Linked DNA regions of Homo sapiens: region 1 is linked to region 2. A link is an interaction called in ENCODE POLR2A ChIA-PET data of the cell type or tissue named here. Cell type or tissue: CD4-positive, alpha-beta T cell. All regions are shown on one strand. Each heading gives the region's core, and the rest is flanking DNA. Links, peaks and the distances in the headings are about the cores only.

What was found. ChIA-PET counts read pairs that join two places held together with the same protein. Peaks named below come from ENCODE experiments on the same cell type or tissue, not always from the same donor. Only the 100,000 strongest peaks of a DNase experiment are listed, where the experiment ranks them.
Region 1: POLR2A ChIA-PET joins it to region 2 with 5 read pairs; 4 of 35 experiments call an interaction of 5 or more read pairs at or near these places.

What each region holds. Positions count from the first base shown.
Region 1 is chr6:35,376,945-35,381,338 of GRCh38, reverse strand. All of the region lies in intron 2 of PPARD (peroxisome proliferator activated receptor delta), which reads right to left. Among named protein-coding and RNA genes, the nearest start is that of PPARD, 37 kb to the right of the region's middle. In CD4-positive, alpha-beta T cell, for the core only: no CTCF peak of the experiment used is centred there; no DNase peak of the experiment used is centred there.
Region 2 is chr6:35,312,911-35,317,304 of GRCh38, reverse strand. All of the region lies in intron 5 of DEF6 (DEF6 guanine nucleotide exchange factor), which reads right to left. Among named protein-coding and RNA genes, the nearest start is that of DEF6, 17 kb to the right of the region's middle. RefSeq lists an enhancer at 4,260-4,394. In CD4-positive, alpha-beta T cell, for the core only: no CTCF peak of the experiment used is centred there; no DNase peak of the experiment used is centred there; H3K27ac peaks cover 929 bases.

The DNA.
Region 1 (4,394 bases), core at 221-4,220, 64 kb before region 2:
TTACTCATCGCTGACCTACAGTTTACAAGGCCAATCACCACCTCTAACCTCTGGTCTTTGTAACGTAACGATAATTTGTCATTACGTTACAAATAATTATTGTTCACTGGAGGTCAGGAGGAGGGAAGGACAGAAGCACTAGAAGGAAGAGGTAGTTCAAGGAGGAGGAGGAGACACTGAAAAGCCAGTGGCCACTGGCTGGTTTTAAGTCTCTGAAAAGAAGATGAGGGACAGAGGCAGGAGGGGAGCAGGAAAATGAGGTGCACGGAAGAGAGGAGATGAGGGGAGAATGCAGAGAGGAACAGATGCAAAAGGCAGGAGCAAAGGAAAGTGGAGCCTGACAGGCAAGGTAGAGACCCTGGAGAGATGGAGCGGTGGAGAGAGGAGAAAGAGAAGTGTGCTGCAGCAGCAATTGCTGCTATGATTTAGAGAACAGGTGCTGCAGGCTGGGCATCAGCACCAAGCACTTTGTATGTATGTGTGCTCCCTGATCCTCTTGCTCCTGCACTAAGTGTTACCATGCCTGTTTTACAAATGAGGTAACTGGTTGGGTGCAGTGGCTCACTCCTGTAATCCCAGCACTTTGGGAGGCCAGGGCAGGAGGATCACTTGAGCCCAGGAGTTCCAGACCAACCTGGGCAACATAACAAGACCCCCAATCTCTACGAAAAAATTTAAAAATTAGCCGGGTGTGGTGCATGTGCCTGTAGTTCCAGCTACTCGGGAGGCTGAGCAGGGAGGAGCCCTGCTTGAGCCCGAAAGGTCGAGGCTGCAGTGAGCCGAGATTGTGCTACTGCACTACAGCCTGGGCGACAAAGTAAGACCTTGTCTCAAAAAAAAAAAAAAAAAAAAAAAAAAAAAACAAACAAAAAAAAAAAACACGAGGTTAATTGGCTCTGAGTATGAATTAACTTTCCCTCAGTCACAGAAAGTGGTAGAGGCAGGCTTTGCTGAAGTCTCCTTAGAAGGGAGGTGAGACATCATTCTTCTGTCTTCTTCTATCTCACTGTGAGATGTGGAACCACGGCAACCATTTTGGACCATGAGGACAGCAGCCACACCCTAAGAATGGCAGGGCACAGAATTGGAAGGAGTCTGGGTTGCTCATGACCTAATGGAGCTTCCACAACTGTCTGAGACTATAGACTACCTAACTCAGTCAGAATCCCTATCCATCAATCCATCAATCCATCCATAAATGCTTCAGATCACAATTTGCTACATTTTCCTCTAATCTTCAGTAATAGATTCCAAGTCACACTCCCAGACATTCTGATTCAGCAATCACTTTGAGATACACTCTCCTAGAAAAATGGAAAATCAGATTCATTGAACAGGTAAAGAAACTATCTGAGACTCCACAGGACAAACCTTGATACCTCAAAAGCAGCAACTGCTGATGACGTGCCCCTAGAAGACCTTGGAGATTAGCAGATGACACTGCAAAGTTAATCTATCATAATTTGGAGAAATGGAAGAAAGGAAAAGTTCATAAAGACCAAGAGAGAGCACATTTGGGGCTATTCCTCAGAAACAGATAAAAGGTAGTCCTAGTTAATTCAGACCAGTCTGTAACAGTGCCAGCAAGTCATCTGAGAAAAAACAAACGAATAGTCCAAGCCTCAGAAAGAGAACAGCTCCTTTTGGGCAAAAGCACCAAGTTGTCAAAGGGACACACTTGCATGCAGTGGCATCAGACAGCATTACTGTTGGGCACCACTGGTTGCAGCTTTCTGTGTGCTAGGAATTCTCTCCAACTAGAGTGCAAGCTCTCCTCTCTAAGAAGAGGGACTTGTGGCATTACTATTTCCGTATCTTCAGCAATAGCACCCAGCACAGTACTGAACACATAGTTGCTTAATATATGACCACAGACTGAGAGCTGTCAAGAAAGAACTAATGGGATTCACGTGGGTTGGGCAAAGATGCCTACTGCAAGCCAGGCGCGGTGGCTCATGCCTGTAATACCAGCACTTTGGGAGGCTAAGGTGGGCAGACCACAAGGTCAGGAGTTCGAGACTAGCCTGGGCAACATGGTAAAACCCCATCTCTACTAAAAATACAAAAATTAGCCGAGCGTGGTGGCGGATGCCTGTAACCCCAGCTACTCGGGAGGCTGAGGCAGGAGAATCGCTTGAAACCAGGAGGCGTAGGTTGCAGTGAGCAGAGATTGAGCCATTGCACTCCAGCCTGGGCAACAAGAGTGAGACGCTATCTCAAAAAAGAAAAAAAAAAAAAAAAAGAAAGAAAAGACGCCTACTCCAAGCCCTAACCCTGTGCCCACCTCTGAGTTCAAGCTGATTCCTGAAATTCCAGCCAAGGGAATTGAGAGTTGGTGCTGTCATTGTTCATCACTCTCATGAGACTGTTATCTGATGGATAATCTGGGGATCTTTAAAGGTTCGATTGCCTTCTCTTCTGAGAATATTCCTATGATAGAGTCTCAAGAGTCCAGAGAATTCAGGCAAAGCTGAGGAGAATGACACAGGCCATTAAGCTCTGCCCCGGACCTATCTCATCTGCCCTTTTTAGTTGTTAAGTCGCAGTAGGGTAGAAATCTTAACGAGGTCAGAAGTGATGGGTGACACAGCTCTAAATGCCAGGTACTGAGTTTTCACATCCTGGTCTCCTCGGAGGCCCCGGGCATACAGAGTCACCTACTCCTAAAGCAACTGCGCCTTTCAGAAGTGCAGCCTTATTCTAAAATTAAAGATTCTCAGGGCCCACTAGGATTATAATTAGTTTGTATTCCTCCACCTGGCACTCAGAGACGCTGAGTTTGGGAAGGGAATGTGGGGCATGCATTCTTAAGTCTGGAAACCACTTTAATTTGCAAGATTTAGTGGCTTTTTCTGGCCACTGGCTTGTTTTAAGTCTCTGGCATCCTCAGCTAGACTAAGAATTGTTACCTTGTGTCCCAGCCATACTGATTCACATTTCCATCAACTTGGCACAAAATGTGCCAAAAAACAAGCTTTCCTGCTGTCATTCCCTGCCTCTGCGTCCCATACCACTCCCAGCACTTGCCTCTACTCAGCCAGAGAAATTCAATGCAATTAAACTACCAACACTGAATGCCCACCAAATGACAGGTAGAATGTAAGGAGTTTCAAGTACCAAGAAAAACAAGACCCTGCTCTCAAGGGGGTCAGAGTCGGCTGAAAAAAGGAGATACGTGGCCAGGCGCAGTAGCTCATGCCTGTAATCCCAGCACTTTGGGAGGCCGAGGCGGGCGGATCACAAAGTCAAGAGATGGAGACCATCCTGGCCAACAGGGTGAAACCCCGTCTCTACTAAAAATACAAAAATTAGCTGGGCATGGTGGTGCACGCCTGTAGTCCCAGCTACGTGGGAGGCTGAGGCAAGAGAATGGCCTGAACCCAGAAGGCAGAGGTTGCCGTGAGCCAAGATCGCACCACTGCACTCCAGCCTGGCGACAGAGCAACACTCTGTCTCAAAAAAAAAAAGATACGTAAACAAGCAGCGACCCACAGAGTGATAGTTACTACAGACAGAGACCCCAAGCTCTGAAGGAGTAAAGGCTGCTCTCCTGGGAGGGATCAAGGAGAGGAGGGGAGACAGGCAATTCCAGCAAAGGAATAAACAGTGCAATTGCGCAGAGGCCTGGCAGCCTCAACTGCTGGGGGCAGCAACCACAGAGGCAGCCAACAGGGATCAGGGTTACTGCATGCCGGACGCTGCCATTTTACAGATGAGAAAGCTGAGTTATGGAAGGGATAAGTAACTTGTCCAAAATCATACCTTATGAAAAGACAGGTTCCAAGCCAAACAGCTGGACCCTAAAACCTGTGCTTTTAAACATTACAGTACATGGTATGCAAATAGTTCAATTTGCTGAAGTGTAAAATTTAAGAGCTAAGTTTATGCAGGAGAGGTAGAATGGGCTGCATCATGAAAAGCTTCATATGACACGCTAAGCATTTGAACAAACTTTCAGTAGGATACGGGACTAAATTAACGTGAAAGAGCTTCCCCTTTCCACCACTATCACAGAAAAATACCAGATAAAATAAAACAAATGACGTCCGTAGACATGCAGCCAAATTGGAAAGAGAAATGCCTATGTGCGAGAAGAATTGAAACATAAACAGTGAGTGGAACTGACACCACAATGGCCTGTGGACTTTCGCACCCACAAATGAAGCGGTTTAAAGCCTGCCTGTGGCTTTGAGCCCCAGTATCAAGAAGAGAGCCTCAAAGGGCTGCCCAGTAAAGGAAAGCAACAAGAAGCTGAACACTTCTCCAAGGCTCTGTGGGTCAGGTATGGGTGGGAGGTCACCCTTTCTTTTTTTTTTTTTGAGACAGAGTCTCACTCTGTCGCCCGGGCTGCAGTGCAGTGGCGTGATCTCAGCTCACTGCAAGCTCTGCCTCCC
Region 2 (4,394 bases), core at 66-4,065:
TTTACAGAGAAAGAAACTGAGGCACTAAGAGCTCCAGGATTGTCCACCTCACACTGTTAGTCTGTTAGTGATGAGGCTTGGACTTCTGCGTAGATCCGTGCTCCTTTCCACAGTAACACCTTATGTGACAAAATTAGACAGATCCTAGGATGGCTATGATAATTTTTTAAAAGGAAAAACAACTGTTGGTAAGGAAATGGAGAAACTGAGATCCTCACACACTGTTAGGGATATTATCCAGCCTTAAAAAGGAATGAAATTCTGATATATTTGACAACATAGATGAAGCCTGAAAACATTTCTAAGTAAAAGAAACCAGACACAAAGGGACAAATATTTTATGATTCTATTTATGTAAGATACCTAGAAAAGGCAAATTCATGGAGACAGAAAGCAGAATAGAGGATACTAGGAGCTGGGGTCAGGGAGTATGAGGAGTTATTGCTTGGTAGGTACAGAGTTTCTGTTTGGTGTGATGAAAAAGTTTTGGAAATAGATAGTGGTGATGGTTGTACAATATTGTGAGTATAGATCTTTCACCATGATCAGATGGGATTCATCCCAGGGATGCAAGGATGGTTCAACATGCACAAATCAATATGCATGACACATCATAGTAACAGAACCAAGAGCAAAAACCATATATGATCATTTCAATAGACCCTGAAAAAGCTTTCTAAAAAAATTCAACATCGTGTTATAAAAGCCCTAAAATATTGGGTATAGAGGCAACATACCTTAAAATAATAAACGCTATCTATGACAAACTCACAGCTAACATTGTAATAAATGGAGAAAAATTGAAAGCCTTTCCTCTAAGATCTGGAACAAGACAAGGATGCCCACTTTTACCACTTTTATTCCATGTAGTATTGGGAGTTCTGGCCAGAGCAATTAGGCAAGAGAAGGAAATGAAGGGCATCCAAACTGGAAATGAAGAAGTCAGATTAGCCTTGTTTGCAGATGGCATGGTCTTCTACTTAGAAAAATCTAAAGACTCCATGGGGCGTGGTGGCTTACACTTGTAATCCTAACACTTTGGGAAGCTGAGGTGGTTGGATTGCTTGAGGCCAGGAGTTCGACACCAGCCTGGGCAATACAGTGAGATCCTGTCTCTCTCTTAAAAAAAAAAAAAAGGCCGGGCACAGTGGCTTATACCTGTAATCCCAGCACTTTGGGAGGCCGAGGTGGGCAGATCATCTGAGGTCAGGAGTTTGAGACCAGCCTGGCCAACACGGTGAAATGCTGTCTCTACTAAAAATACAAAAAAAAAAAAAATTAGCCAGGTGTGGTGGCAGGTGCCTGTAATCCCAGCTAACTTGGGAGGCTGAGGCAGGAGAATCACTTGAACTCGGGAGGCGGAGGTTGCAGTGAGCTGAGATCGTGCCATTGCACTCCAGCCTGGGCGATAAAAGCAAGACTCCTCCTCCTCCTCAAAAAAAAAAAAAAAAAAAAAAGGGACTCCAACAAAAAACCGTTAGAGTTGATGAATGAATTCAGTAAAGTTGCAGGATAATTCAACATACAAAACCCAGTAGCATTTGTATACGCTAACAGCAAACAATCTGAAAAAGAAGTTGAGTGCAATCCCATTTCCAACAGCTACAAAGAATGTAAAATACCTAAGAATCGATGTAACCAAAGTGAAAGATCTATACAAGAAAAACTATAAAACTGATGAAATAAATTGAAGAGGATGCAAAAAAATGGAGAGATATCCCATGCTATGTATTGGAAAAATTAATATTGTTAAAATAACAATATTACCCAAAGCAATTTATAGATTTGGTGCAATCTCTGTCAAAATAGCAAAGGCATTCTTCATAGATATAGAAAAAAAATCCTAAAATTTATACGGAACTACAAAAGACCTCAAATAGCCAAAGTAAGCCTGAGTAAAAAGAACGAAGCTGGAGGCATCACATTTCCTGACTTCAAAATACACTACGAACTGGCCACGGTGGTACACACCTATAGCCCCAGCTATTCAGGAGGCTGAAGCAGGAGGATCCCATGAGCCCAAGGAGACTGAGGCTGCAGTGACCTATGATCATACCACTGCACTCCAGCCTGGACACCAGAGAAAAATCCTGTCTCTAAAATAAAACAAAAAAACAAAATGTAGTACAAAGCTATAGTAACCAAATCAGCATAGTACTGGCATAAAAAGAGACACAAAGACCAATGGAACAGAATAGATAACCTAGATATAAATCCATGCATTTACAGAGAACTCATTTTTGACAAAGGCTCCAGGAACACACAATGGGGAAAGAACAGTCCTTTCAATAAATGGTTCTGGGAAAACTAAATAACCACATGCAGATGAATGAAACTAGACCCCTATCTCTCACCATATAAAAAAATCAAATAAAAATGGATTAAACATTTAAATGTAAGACCTGAAACTATGAAACTACTAGAAGAAAACATTGGAGAAATATTCCAGGACATTGGTCTGGGCAAAGAGATTTTTTGTGGAAGACCTCAAAAGCATAGGCAACCAAACCAAAAATAGAAAAATGGGATTATGTCAAGCTAAAAAGCTTCAGGACAGCCATGGAAACAATCAACAAAGTGAAGAGACAACCCACAGAATAGGAGAAAATATTTGCAAAGTATCAATCTGACGAGGGATTAATAACCAGAATATATAAGGAGCTCAAACAACTCTGTAACAAAAAACCAAATAATCCAGTTTAAAAATGGGCAAAAGATCTGAATAGATATTTCTCAAAAGAAGACATACAAATGGTCAACAGAGATATGAAAAAATGCTCAATGTCACTAATCATCAGAGAAAAGCAAATCAAAATTAAATGAGATATCATTTCATCCCAGTTAAAATGGCTTTTTACAAAAAAAATAGAGAACATCTTTTTTTTTTTTTTTTTTTTGAGATAGAGTTTCACTCCTGTCACCCAGGCTGAAGTGCAATGGTGCAATCTTGACTCACTGCAACCTCCATCTCCAGGTTCAAGCGATTCTCCTGCCTCAGCCTCCTGAGTAGCTGGGATTACAGGCGCCCACCACCATGCCCGGCTGATTTTTGTATTTTTAGTAGAGATGGGGTCTCACCATGTTGGCCAGGCTGGTCTCAAACTCCCAACCTCAGGTGATCCACCAGCCTCGGCCTCCCAAAGTGCTGGGATTACAGGCATGAGCCACTGCGCCTGGCCAAGAATATCTTTTCTGTAAAAAGATGCTGGAGAAGACGTGGAGAAAGGGGAACCCTGATAAACTGTTAGTGGGAATATAAATTAGTACAGCTACTATGGAAAACTGTATGAAGGTTCCTCAAAAAACTAAAAATAGAACTATCATATGATCTAGAAGTTCCACTGCTGGGTATATATCTAAAAGAAAGTAAACCAATATATTGAAGAGATATCTGCCTTCCCATGTTTACTGCAGAGATATTCATAATGGCCAAAATATGAAATCAACCTAAGTGCCCAGAAGTGGATAAATAGATTAAGAAAATGTGATATATATAATATTATTCAGCCATAAAAAGAATGAAATCTTGTCATTTGCAACAACATAGATGGCACCATAGGTCATTTTGTTAAGTGAATAAGCCAAACACAGAAAAACAACTATCGCATGTTCTCACTTACATGTGGGAGCTAAAAAAGTGGATCACATGAAGATAGAGAGTATATTAGTGGTACCAGAGGCCAGGAAGTGTGGGGGGAGGACAAAGAGAGGTTGATGAATGGGTATAAACATACAGTTTGACAGGAAAAATAAGACCTAGGATTCAATAGATCAGTAGGGTGGCTACAGTTTACAATAATCTATTGTATATTTCAAAATAGAAGAGAATAATTTGAATGTTTCTAGCATAAAGAAATATTTGAGGTAAAGGATACCTAATGACATGATTTGATTTTTATAAAATATATGAATGTATTAAATTATCACATGTACCCTGAAAATATGTACATCTGTTATATATCAAAAGAATTTTTTAATTTCATGAATGTATTTAATGCCACTGAATTGTACGCTTAAAATAGTTAAAATGGGAAGTTTCATGTTACACACACATATATACATATTATTTAAAATAGTAAAGACGCTTGTGTTTTAAGCCTCTAAAATAGTGATGAACACAAGGGAGGAAACAGAAGGGGAAGACAGAGGAGAGGGGTATGGAAGGAGAATAGGGAAGTACAGAGTTGCTAAAGGGAATGGAATATGGGTGAAGAAGAAAAACCTTTAAAAGGGATTTTTAGAAAGATTTGCTGTGTAGTATAGATATAAGCCACTTCCTCTGAAATCTTGAGCAAATTCCATATTATTCACCAATTACTTTGGTGCTTGAGTTGCAGTTTTAGTTTTAAGTGCTGACGTGGATGAGAATGGCCTTGAGGCATCCGGATATATTT